2 separate regions of the Mus musculus genome follow, and region 2 is linked to region 1. A link is a loop called in an ENCODE intact Hi-C map of the cell type or tissue named here. Cell type or tissue: left cerebral cortex. All regions are shown on one strand. Each heading gives the region's core, and the rest is flanking DNA. Links, peaks and the distances in the headings are about the cores only.

What was found. Hi-C counts contacts between places; a loop is a spot of excess contacts. Peaks named below come from ENCODE experiments on the same cell type or tissue, not always from the same donor. Only the 100,000 strongest peaks of a DNase experiment are listed, where the experiment ranks them.
Region 2: a loop joins it to region 1, with 3 times the contacts of the local background. A loop is called at or near these places in 2 of 42 quality-filtered maps.

The regions. Positions count from the first base shown.
Region 1 is chr10:119,689,701-119,695,080 of GRCm38, forward strand. All of the region lies in intron 1 of Grip1 (glutamate receptor interacting protein 1), which reads left to right. Among named protein-coding and RNA genes, the nearest start is that of Gm46207, 55 kb to the right of the region's middle. In left cerebral cortex, for the core only: no CTCF peak of the experiment used is centred there; DNase peaks (open chromatin) are centred at 2,131, 2,273, 2,751, 2,979 and 2 more places; H3K4me3 peaks cover 2,301 bases; H3K27ac peaks cover 651 bases.
Region 2 is chr10:119,777,671-119,783,050 of GRCm38, forward strand. All of the region lies in intron 1 of Grip1 (glutamate receptor interacting protein 1), which reads left to right. Gm51815 (a long non-coding RNA gene) reads right to left here. Exons shown (of 3, transcript XR_003949037.1): 3 at 4,950-5,380. Among named protein-coding and RNA genes, the nearest start is that of Grip1os2, 19 kb to the left of the region's middle. In left cerebral cortex, for the core only: a CTCF peak has its summit at 2,182; a DNase peak (open chromatin) is centred at 1,972.

The DNA of each region.
Region 1 (5,380 bases), core at 74-5,073:
AAGGTATCGTCCATTGGCAAGAGCTCTGCTCCTCCGAGTGTGTCGGCCCTTCTGGATTGGAAAGGAGCTTTTAACTAATACACAGCATCCACTCAGGCTACTGTGTAGCTGCCCGTTACAGCGGTAGTTGTAGATGCAGGTAGATAAAATGGGTCTCTGCATTGTTTCTGGAGAACACATGCGTTTTCTAAATTAATTACACCAATGAGGGTATTTGCTTGGTTCAATTAAGAAAAAAAAGATCACTACCCTGCTATTCCTACTCTGTGTCTTGGTTATGGTTTCTATTGTTGTAATGAAACACCATGACCATTATAAGAGCAAGCTGGGGAGGAAAGGGTTTATTTGACTCACACTTCCACAGCACTGTCCATCATTGAAGGAAGTCAGGACAGGAACTCACACAGGGCAGGAACCTGGAGGCAGGAGCTGATGCAGAGGCCATGGAAGGATGCTGCTTACTGGCTTGCTTCGCACCATACAGTCATCTTTCTTATACTACCCAAGACCAGTAGCCCAGGGATGGTCCCGCCCAGGGTGGCCTGGGCCTTCCCCACCCATCCCTAATTGATCTCAAGTTTACCTGCAGCCTGATCTTATGGAGGCATTTTCTCAATTGAGCCTCCTTCTTCTCTGAGGACTTTAGTGGACATAAAACTATCCGGCTCGCTCTGTTTTCAGGAACAATGGCATAGGAAAGACTTGGTATTTCATGCAAGTGACTCTTGGGTAGACAAGATAATCTCTTAATTAGCAGCAGAAACTGTCTACTCCCTGCCCCAACCTTGTTCAGTTGATAAGCTGTGGCCTGGAACCAGTCCTGCGGCTTCTTTTCTTCCCCGAGGAGGGCTACGCACCCTTGTGTAGTGCTCTTAGGCTGATTTGAGAGACCATGCTGCTACTCACTTACTGACCTGTTATTCAAAGTCTCGACTGCACATCTGCAAGCCTCTGCGTAATTGGTTTTAATTGTTCTGCTTTGGTTGAGGAAGCCAGAATAATAACAAAAAGATTCAGAACCTAAGGACGGTGATTTTTGTTGTTGTTGTTGCTGTTGTTTAAAGATGTTCATGAAATGTTTTATAGCATCTTTCTGTCAGCATCGTTAGGTCTGTGTCTCTCGACACAAATCCAGCCTTCTCCAGCATGCAGAATGAGAAACCTCAAAGCATAGGGGAAATTCATGGGAGGATTGCATGTGACTGCACACACTTCAGAGCCAGAACATTCCTGGTCGGTAAATATTTGACTTCCTAAATAAAATTGTCCCGCCTTCATTATGAGCAATCTATATCTGAAAACTGAGCCCTGTCTAAATGCAGGAGAGAGACCAATTGCCTGTGAACCCAACGACAAGTAGTGGGAGTACAGCCAGCCCCCTTGGGGTGGCTTGCACACTCGTTATGATATGGTTATTGAACAACCATTATTCCGTCACAAGGCATTTCTTTAAATTACAATTCTGGGAACAAGGAGCTGAGGAATATCATTAGTCCGCTAGGTAATAGGCTGACATGTGAGTGATGAATTAGACTGGGAACCAAATGACTTGTTCCTCCTGTTAGGAACCCCCATCCATGCGGAGACCCTCTGAAGAAAGACCCTAGAGGAGGGAGTGTTACACAGGAGTCATGTTTTCCCATGTAGCCTCTAGGGAACTTCGGTCCTTTGGACTCAAGTATTTTTGATAGAGTTGGGGGTTTTGTTTTTGTTTTTAAGTTGTTTGTGAATTTTGAAGATAAGGATAAAGGCTTGGACACATTCAATTCAGAGTGGAGTTTCATCTGCCTCTCAGCTCCTGTGTTTTATTGTTAAGCGGTGTGACACCTCTCAGCCTGAATCAACCTGGAGTTCCAAGTTGGATTGTTTGTGTTCCCTTTCCCTGACACCACGCTGCTGGCCGCCGGTCCCTTTACCAGTCCCTTTATTTGCTGTTCCTAAGCCTATGAGAGGCTTCTCTGAGAAGCGCATTTTAATATTTAGATCAAACAGCGATTGGAATACATTAATGCCCAGTGGGTTTGAAAGCAGCTGCTGAGCCTTCTCCCTGCTGCTCCAATTAACACATGCAGCACGCTCAGTCAGCAAGAGGGCTGTGCGTATGGGTGAAACCACTTTGCAAGATCACTAGTGTGGCTTGCCAGAGAGCCGAAGGGTTAACCAGCCTTCCCTACTCCTAAACCGCAGCTTTCTAGGAAGTTTTCCATCCGGCTGCTGTGCTTTGAGCAGAGGAATGCTAATAGGAGTGGGCAGGATTAGCAGGTGGGCAAAGCCAGGCTCTCCCTACTTTGGTTCAGTCCATTGACTAGCGCGCTTCCCCACCCCCGCTCGGTGATGGAGGTGTGGGGTAGTGACATTTTAGTGCTGGGATGCCTCTTGCTTCAAGCTGCATATCTTGAACTTTTGTTTGGTTCTGAAACAAGTTGAAGCCCACAGCTTCGCGGGTTATTTTTCCCCTTTTCCTTCTTTAATTGATATCTTTTATCATAATCTTACTTTTTTTCTCTAACCCACCCATCCTTAAAAAAAAAAAAAAATAGGAGAATTGTCAGTTTCTTGGGCTAAAAGAGAAGTCTTCCCAAGCTACTCCCACGTCGCTGTTGTGTTTTCTCCTGCTGTGGCTGAACTCTCTCAGCCTTGATGGGCACAAGGAGAAAGGCTGGAGGGTGATGAGTCCCGGTCCCCGGGCTTGGTGAGGGTCATTCATGCTCCACCGGCTTGAAGAGCAGCTGGGCTCTCGGCTCTGCTGCTGGCTGCGCCTCTGCCGCGGCTGCCCCGGGAGCCAGTCATGGACCGCTTCCTGGGATTTGTCAAGCAGATTCGGAGATCTAGGAGAAGAAAGGGGAAAAAGTACCGGCCGGAAGAGGACTACCAGGAGGGCTACGAGGATGTCTATTACTATGCTTCGGAGCATTTTCGAAGTAAGCGCTTCCCACCACCACCCCTCCCCTTCCTGGTCCTTCTCACATGCACCGGCTAACAATAAACCTTGCCTGCTTCTTTCCTTTACTCTTAGAGGCAAAAGACTTTCCAGATGGTGTTCTTGGGAAGTGCTAGATCCATCCTGCTTGATTTGTTGAGTGTATGGCCACCGGATCATACCGAGACGCTATTACCAGTGCGGGTCTATACAGAGGTTAAAATTGTAGGTGGAATCGATTGACTCTGTTACTTTAAGGAGCCGTTCGAAAAAGTGTCTTGTAGGTTGGCTAGAATATGTTCTGTTGAAGTTGTAATTTCTTTTCAATCATCTCATGTGCGTGTTGTTTTTTTCTCTCCTTTCGAGATAGAGGAGGTTGATTTGTTTGAAAGTCATTGTTCGTGTTGGAGTTGCTGCTCAGGCTTAATGCTCACCGTCCCAACTTCTGGACAGTTCCCTGGGATGAAGTGTGTGTTGTTTGTACTCTGAAGGTTCAAATGCTTTTTTTCTGATGCTTGTTCATAACCTTGTTATTAAGTTAGGGGAACTGGCTTGCCGTCAGTAGCAGTAGCAATACCTGTAGAATAAAAACAAAAACCACCCACATGGAGACCTTTGTAAATTGACTTTAAAATAGCGGAGGACTAAATTTTTTCTTGTACCTGTCAGGGCTCTAGGTTCCTGGCGAGGCTTAGACGGGTCCCCTTAGATTTAAAATGCTCAGAAATGCCTCAGGGTGAAGAGAGAACGCATTTCCCTGCCAAGATCACTGTGTTTATGTGCCCAGATGAAGGGGAGGCAGGCGACAGCTATGTGTGATCTACATTTTAAAAATTAAAAATCATTCCCTATCTTTTTGAGCAAGGATCATCATGAACTTGTACCCGTATCCCATTTTTTCCCCTTCTGGCTTTTTGAAGTCTAACCATGGCTGTGTCGTATTTATACCTTCTGAGCACTGTCTAATAAATAATTTAGCTCCCAATTTCTGTGGCACTGAAAGCCAGGGGAATTATTTCTCCGTGACAAACCCCCTGCTGTGATTGATGGAGGCTGAGGGGTGAAAACTCACTCACATGGTAGCAGTAACACAATGATGCAAATTGTAGTCCTTTGATATTTGCCTGAACAGTAGTGCCATAATGCTCTTTCAGAGCGTCCTCTGAGTTTTGGAGGTATTTTCATGTTATAATGCTTTTTTTCACGAATAATCTATTATATTATAGTGTAGTGACAGTCTATATCTCCTAAATTTAGCTTCCCTGATATATCCTCAAATTTAACTAAGATTTGTGGCACATCACACACACACACACACACACACACACACACACACACACACACGCCCAGCTTGCATGAGGAAGAAGTCTGAAATGTAGAAAGTGGGACAAGAGCTTAAAAACATTGCTTGGGCTGCTATTCCTTGAACACATTTCTTGTAATCAATACACACCAAGGCTCATCCACACCCTCTGTGATTTGCACTGTGTGATTGCAGTGTGTGTGCGCACAACCTGACTCAAAGTCTTCCAAAATGCTTGCAGTCTCCTCGTGTTGCTGAGGCTTTTCGTGTCTAAAATAAATTTGCTGGAAAGCACTTCAGCCAGGAAAAGCGTTTTCCAAGAACAGCGTAAAAAAGATGATATAATGAAGGAAGTAATCGCCAACTATCAAGTTCAGAAACTCAGAGAAAACCCATTCCTTGTCTGATTCATCAGGGTTGCTCTGAGGACAAGATGCTAACCAGCCAGAGGCGTTGCCTTTACAGGTGAACAGAGCATCCACAGACCTCACCAGAGGCACTCTTTATTTATGGGATGTCGTTGAACACTTGTGGACCTAGCTGGCTGTTGGGTCCCCAACTTTAAGATGCATCATCGTAGGCTGAATATGTCACAGTGAGCCGGCATCTCATCAAACATGAAGTAGCCAGAGCTTTGGCAGAAGGCATGTCACAAAACAGTGATGTCACAGAGCATCTTTGGTTCCAGTGTCAGGGCCTCCTTGAATTAGGCAGAGGGGATTCCATTCCACCTGTATTTTACTGCTTTGGAAAAGCAGACAGAGCAAGCTGACTCTGAAAGCCAACCTTCTCAAATGGGAAATGCAGCCAGATTCAATTAAGTCTGTAGGATTGTCTGTTTCAATTAGTCTTTGGTATAATCTGGTGGGTTATATCCCAAGTACATTAGTCTTTGGTATAATCTGGTGGGTTATATCCCAAGTACATTAGTCTTTGGTATAATCTGGTGGGTTATATCCCAAGTACATTAGTCTTTGGTATAATCTGGTGGGTTATATCCCAAGTACTTCCTCACAGGGGGAGAAACTCCATTTACATGACGTCTGAGAGTATGGTACAATTTATTGATGACACCCACATCTTATTTAGTGATGCCATTGATTTAAAAAAAAAAAGCTCACCAATTTCATAAGAAATTCATCATATGATAATGAGTG
Region 2 (5,380 bases), core at 52-5,051, 88 kb after region 1:
TGTCCAATCTACCTGTGTCTGAACCTTAGTGTTCTATTCTCAAATCTCTGCTTCTGATCACTAAGGTTTTTCATGTATGTCAAAACATCTGCAGAGACTGAAGCTCTATGCCAGTCTGCTATTCAATGGGGCTTAGGGTATATGAAACTCAGCCACTCAAGTCTGGTCGTGTGTTATTGGGTGGTAGCACCTATGATGGATAGAAGTGGGAACAGTTAAATTGGCAGGCATCCCATGTCTGTCTTGGAAGGGTTGTGTTTCTTTAGCATGAAGGCATCAGTGTGTTGTTGCTTCTTAGTCAGTTGTTCTCAGTGGTGTCACAGAACCTGAGAGTGTTAGCTGGTTCCCAGAAGTCCATTGCTTCTCTAGTGCTCCCTGCATTTGCCACAGGTTACCATCTGTCACTGGGGAGGGAGGAGAGAGCCCAAATCCTCCGAATGAAAACCGTAGTGATTGTGGATGGATCTAATTGCTATAACTTTCATTTTCCTGATGCAGAAATATCTTTAATGCAATTCCCTCTTGTTGTCATTATAGCCTTCTAGAAAAAGACGGGGTAATATCCATTGTCCTCATGTGTTATAATCTTCAAGTGTGGAAATCAGTGTTATGACTATCTTTCCATTATCTTTAGCTCTCAGAGTGTTTTGTTTTGTTTTACGGGGCTATACTCAGACAATAATGCCATCCTAGAGAGTCCCAGCATGCCTCTTTTCTAGTAATTGGTATTAGTGGCACCTCCTTTCATTCTAAAATTTTTCCTAATTGGACAATAAATTATATAGTCATCCTCTGTCTCTATTATAGGGTGTAGGAGGGTTTTTTTTTCCTCCTGCAGATTTATAGATCTCCAGGGTGTTCTATGAGAAAGAATCAACAATTTATACAGGCATCTTCCTTTCTGTATATACAAAGAGCATAAGAGAGAATTTGCACAGGGGGCCATGCCTGGCTGTGTTTATCTTCTTCTTCCCTGAACTTATGGAGACATGGGTTGTTGAGGAACACAGTAAGGAATTTAATTTTAGAGAAATTGCTTAGGAGACATTAGTCTTAATTATTGCTATCTTTTCCTTAGGAATAAAGCTTGAACTTTAATTACTTTGGTGTTCCTTTCCAGAAGGTGGTGTAGTTAGAGTAGATTTTTAGGCTAGACAAATTGGAAAAGAAGTACAAATAAAATCCCCTTCATTGTCTTACTGAAGGCTTCCTCGTCACCATCTTATTCCAATTGTGATGACAGCTCAGAATTAGTGGCCATCCGAGGTGGGAAGAATCCTTCAATGTCATTGACTGTGCTTTTGTAGTTCGGGAGGACAGCCAGCCCCTTTCTGAACAGCTGGAAGAACCTACATCTGAAAGCTAGCTAGGGGTTTAAAGGAAATTGCAGTGCAATTGCTGAAGTCTGGAGTCAGAGAAATGTCTCCATGGAAACTGTACTGTGATGACCCTGGGTAGCATTGATTTGATCAGCGCTCCTATGCCTGTAAATACTTTGTTGCAGGAAACAGGGTGTACCAGTCAACTGTTATCTCCTACACAGAGATTACCAGTTAGTCATCATCTAAACGAAGACACAAAAATGGATAAGACACTTCTTCTCAAACAGGCAAAAATATTTAAAGTTAATATCCTTTAATCTCCACTAAATTAATTTTATTTGTCCATGTTTCTGTGTTGGATTTTAGTGCAATATCATAAACATTTGGAGAAAAGACTAACGTGGTTCTATTTGGATGAACATCCCCATTTTAAGGCATGGGTAATTTTTAGAATGATCTGCTGAAGATTATATTTTCAATTCTCTCTCAGTGCACTAATATAAGTCACTTTGGCAACATGTTCCTTGCATTTGCATAATGACAGAGCATGACAAGATTGGTGATCATTTTTAACTACTGAGCTTCCTGGCACTCTGCTTGCCACCACATCTGTGTGTGCACCATTTCCAAAGCCATGGTGACATCAGATGCACACATTCTCTGAAATCAAGAAATGAACAAACACCTCCCTCAGCCACAAAGTGATTTCTTTCACAATGACCAAAAATACCAAGCCTCAATAAATATGTAAATAAGCTTTGAAGCTTAAAAGTCATATTACACAAAGCTGTCTTGCATGAAGTATTTCCTATAAAATTGACACACAGGCTTTTTGCTTATACAGTTGGCTTGTGCATACTGCCCTCTGTCTACAAAATTCAAGATATTTCATTTTTCTGCCATGAGTTATTGAAGTATGAGAACAGGTTGTTGTAGGTATTTTATCATCTGTAACTTGCTGGGTTTTTCTTTTAATAGAGGGTATTTTCAAACCAAAACTAAGTTACACATCAAAAGATCACTCGGGACTACAGTTTTTAGAAGTTAGACTCTATTTCATGATAAAAACAGAATTGTATAAATATTAATCACAGTCTTGTAATCTGACCAAATCCTATTTTCATAATCTGATCAAATTCCTGTTGGGGGCTGTGTGTGAGCTATGGGAAGGGTGAGGAAGAGAGACTACTCAGTGCCTAAATTGGGATTCCTTCCTGTCTTGAGAGTTTGAGGAACGGGCTGCATGGTGTTATCAAAAATGTGTCAAGACTTGAAACCTAGAGCTGTCGTGATTCAGTGTCCTCCCTCTATGGTGGCACACCTGGCTTGCTCCCACTTCCAGAATCCTGAAATGACAGAGGTCTTCGGATTTTAATTCAGTCCTTCTAGGACTTAAGTGCATGTGCTTCTGACCCATACGCTCACTTGGAAGAACACATCTGAGAGGCTGGAAGATCAAAAATGATAACGTTCAGCTCGGTTGATACCCAGCTTCCTCCGTGAATGTTCTCCATGCAGATTCCAGGAGCTACTTCGTGAGACCTCCATGTCTCCACCTACAGTGAGTCTGTCGGTTCCCAGGACCCTATACAAAGGGATCAGATAGGAAAATCAATGACCAGAACAGCACAGTATCTTCTCTCCTGATTTAAAAACTCTGTTTCCTCAAAGGGAATAAAAGTAAACCAAGAGTATTCACCTAGGCTTGGGACAAATGTAATAACAGTAAGTGGCCTTTTGTGCTTCTGTTTAGGCCATTCACTCCTCTTTTTCAGTGATCTTTTTAACACAGAAAGGGAGTGGAGGAGCTAGATAAAGAAAATAAGGATATTTTTATTTCTCATCAGAAATCACTGTGAGTCTACATGTATCAACCAGAGCAAATCCTACTTCAAAGAAGGGTGTGTAAATAGCTCTAGAAAGCACCATCTATGTGATGGCAAAGAGATAGCCAGGTAAAATATTTACACTGGGTACATACTGTTCCTCCCAGCCCAAGAACTCTCCAGAGACTGGGTAGCCTGGGTGGACGGCCATCTTGGAGAGCACACTCTTAAATGATTCCAAGTAGTTACAACCCCTTAAACTTCTAGATCTGGAGTACCTTCATCCACGTTCCCACTGCAGAGTTGGTGAAGACAGGGTAAAGGAGAGACGCGGCTGAGGGAGTCAGCAACAACCCCTGTGTGGTAAGCCAGAGCAGAGGTTCTCCACCTCCCTAAGGCTGTGACCCTTTAACACAGTTCCTCGTGTTGTGGTGACGACTCCCAAGCATTCTATTCTTCTTGTTGCTACTTCATAACTACAATTTGCTGCCGTTGTGAATCACAATGTGACTATCTGTGCTTTTCTGGTGGTCTTAGGCGGCCCCTATGAAAGGGCTGTTAGCTCCGTAAAGGGGTTGCAAACCATAGATTGAGTACATCGGTTGGAGATCTTTGTATAGCTGCAGGCTCGCTTGTTATTTGTCTGCACAGTTTCCTGTCACTGTGCTCCCAAGAATCGGTCTTAGGGAAAGGTAAGCAAGCATCCACTCATTCAACTTATAAGGAGTGGCTGTCTGCCTTACTCCAGGCAAGCCTATTGACACCGGGTAACAAAAATAAGAAGAACCATTCCTTCCAACAATGCTTTACCTAGAAGGGAGACAGATGGGCTGACAGCAATGCCTTTGTTCAAATCAAACATCCATTCCAAAGTTGTAGAACTAAGCTGAAGGTGAGAGCTGAGGGATCAAACAGGAACATAACAGGAGAGGTACTGGGGACCATGGGCAGGGAGAAGGCTGTCTGCGGAAACATGAGACCACACAATGAATCCCAGAAAGTCCAAGAAAGGTAGCAAGATGGGTCAAGAGCCAAACATGAAGTTAGCTGTGAGGCTGCTCATAACAAAATCCCCATGTACATTGCTAAAGACTATATTTTTATAATCGTGGCAATAGAAAATAGTAGCGAACATGGTTTATGGGAATTTATAAGACTCTCTAGCTACAGTTGAGGAGGGGCTAGGAGAGACCATCTGAAGGCTTGCATTAAATCACTGAGAATCAAAACTGGAAAAAGCAGGGAGCCACCAGAGAGTTTTAGTGAGTATTTTTGAACCTAGACTTGATGAATGGATAAGGAGGTGTATGGTTGCAGAAGAATCAAAAGTAACTTACCTTTATCTTGACTGACTACCGGAAAGATAGAGAACGCATATAATGCATATAATGTATAACTTTTTTTAAAAAAGAAGCTGTCCTTACAATGTATAGCAAATATGACTCAATGGCATGAATTTTCCGGGAATCTACTAAAGTGTGTCAACTGTACATGCACAAAATGGTATTTATTTAATGGCTATCTTTTAATATTTCAAAAGCTGCAAAAACATAGCCATTTTGTGCTGGTCTTATTTGAAGAGGTGATTTAACAATTACAGAGAAGATGGGATTTTTTGATGCATTTACTAATCTGCCATGCTTTGCACAGGCTCCGAGCTCTTGAATACTGTTAAGAATTTCAGAGTTAAATCGTCAATTTTAATAAAGTACAGTGTAAATAGAAGAATTTTTCCATCGAATATTTTACATCCAAGTACATCAAACCCTTCAATTGTGAATTGGATCCTAATTTTATTTGATTTTTTAAAAAATTGCTCATTAGGCTCAAACCAGACCAAACTAAAGTAATGATTAGATTTAGAAAGTAAAACAAATCTCATTTTTTTTTTTTGGTATGAGGTTAGAATACCAACTACTGGACTTAAAAATTATAGCTGAAGACATCTAGGGAGAAATTGTAATAGAATAAAATTCTATGTCTTATAAAGCCAACTGGGTAGTATAGGATTGAGCTGTGCTGGTCATTGAGTGAATGACTGAGTGGATATAAATGATAGTTTCAAGTTGTCCCCGTCTTCGTATATGAAAATTCTCAGCCCTTTCTGTAAGTATGCTGTTACGTTTTTCACTTTGATTGATAACTTAATGAACGGTCCCTGGCCACCCAGGCCTATAGGCTCTGGGCTGGGCAGCAGAATGAAGGGGATGTAGGAAGCTGGGCTGTTGGCAA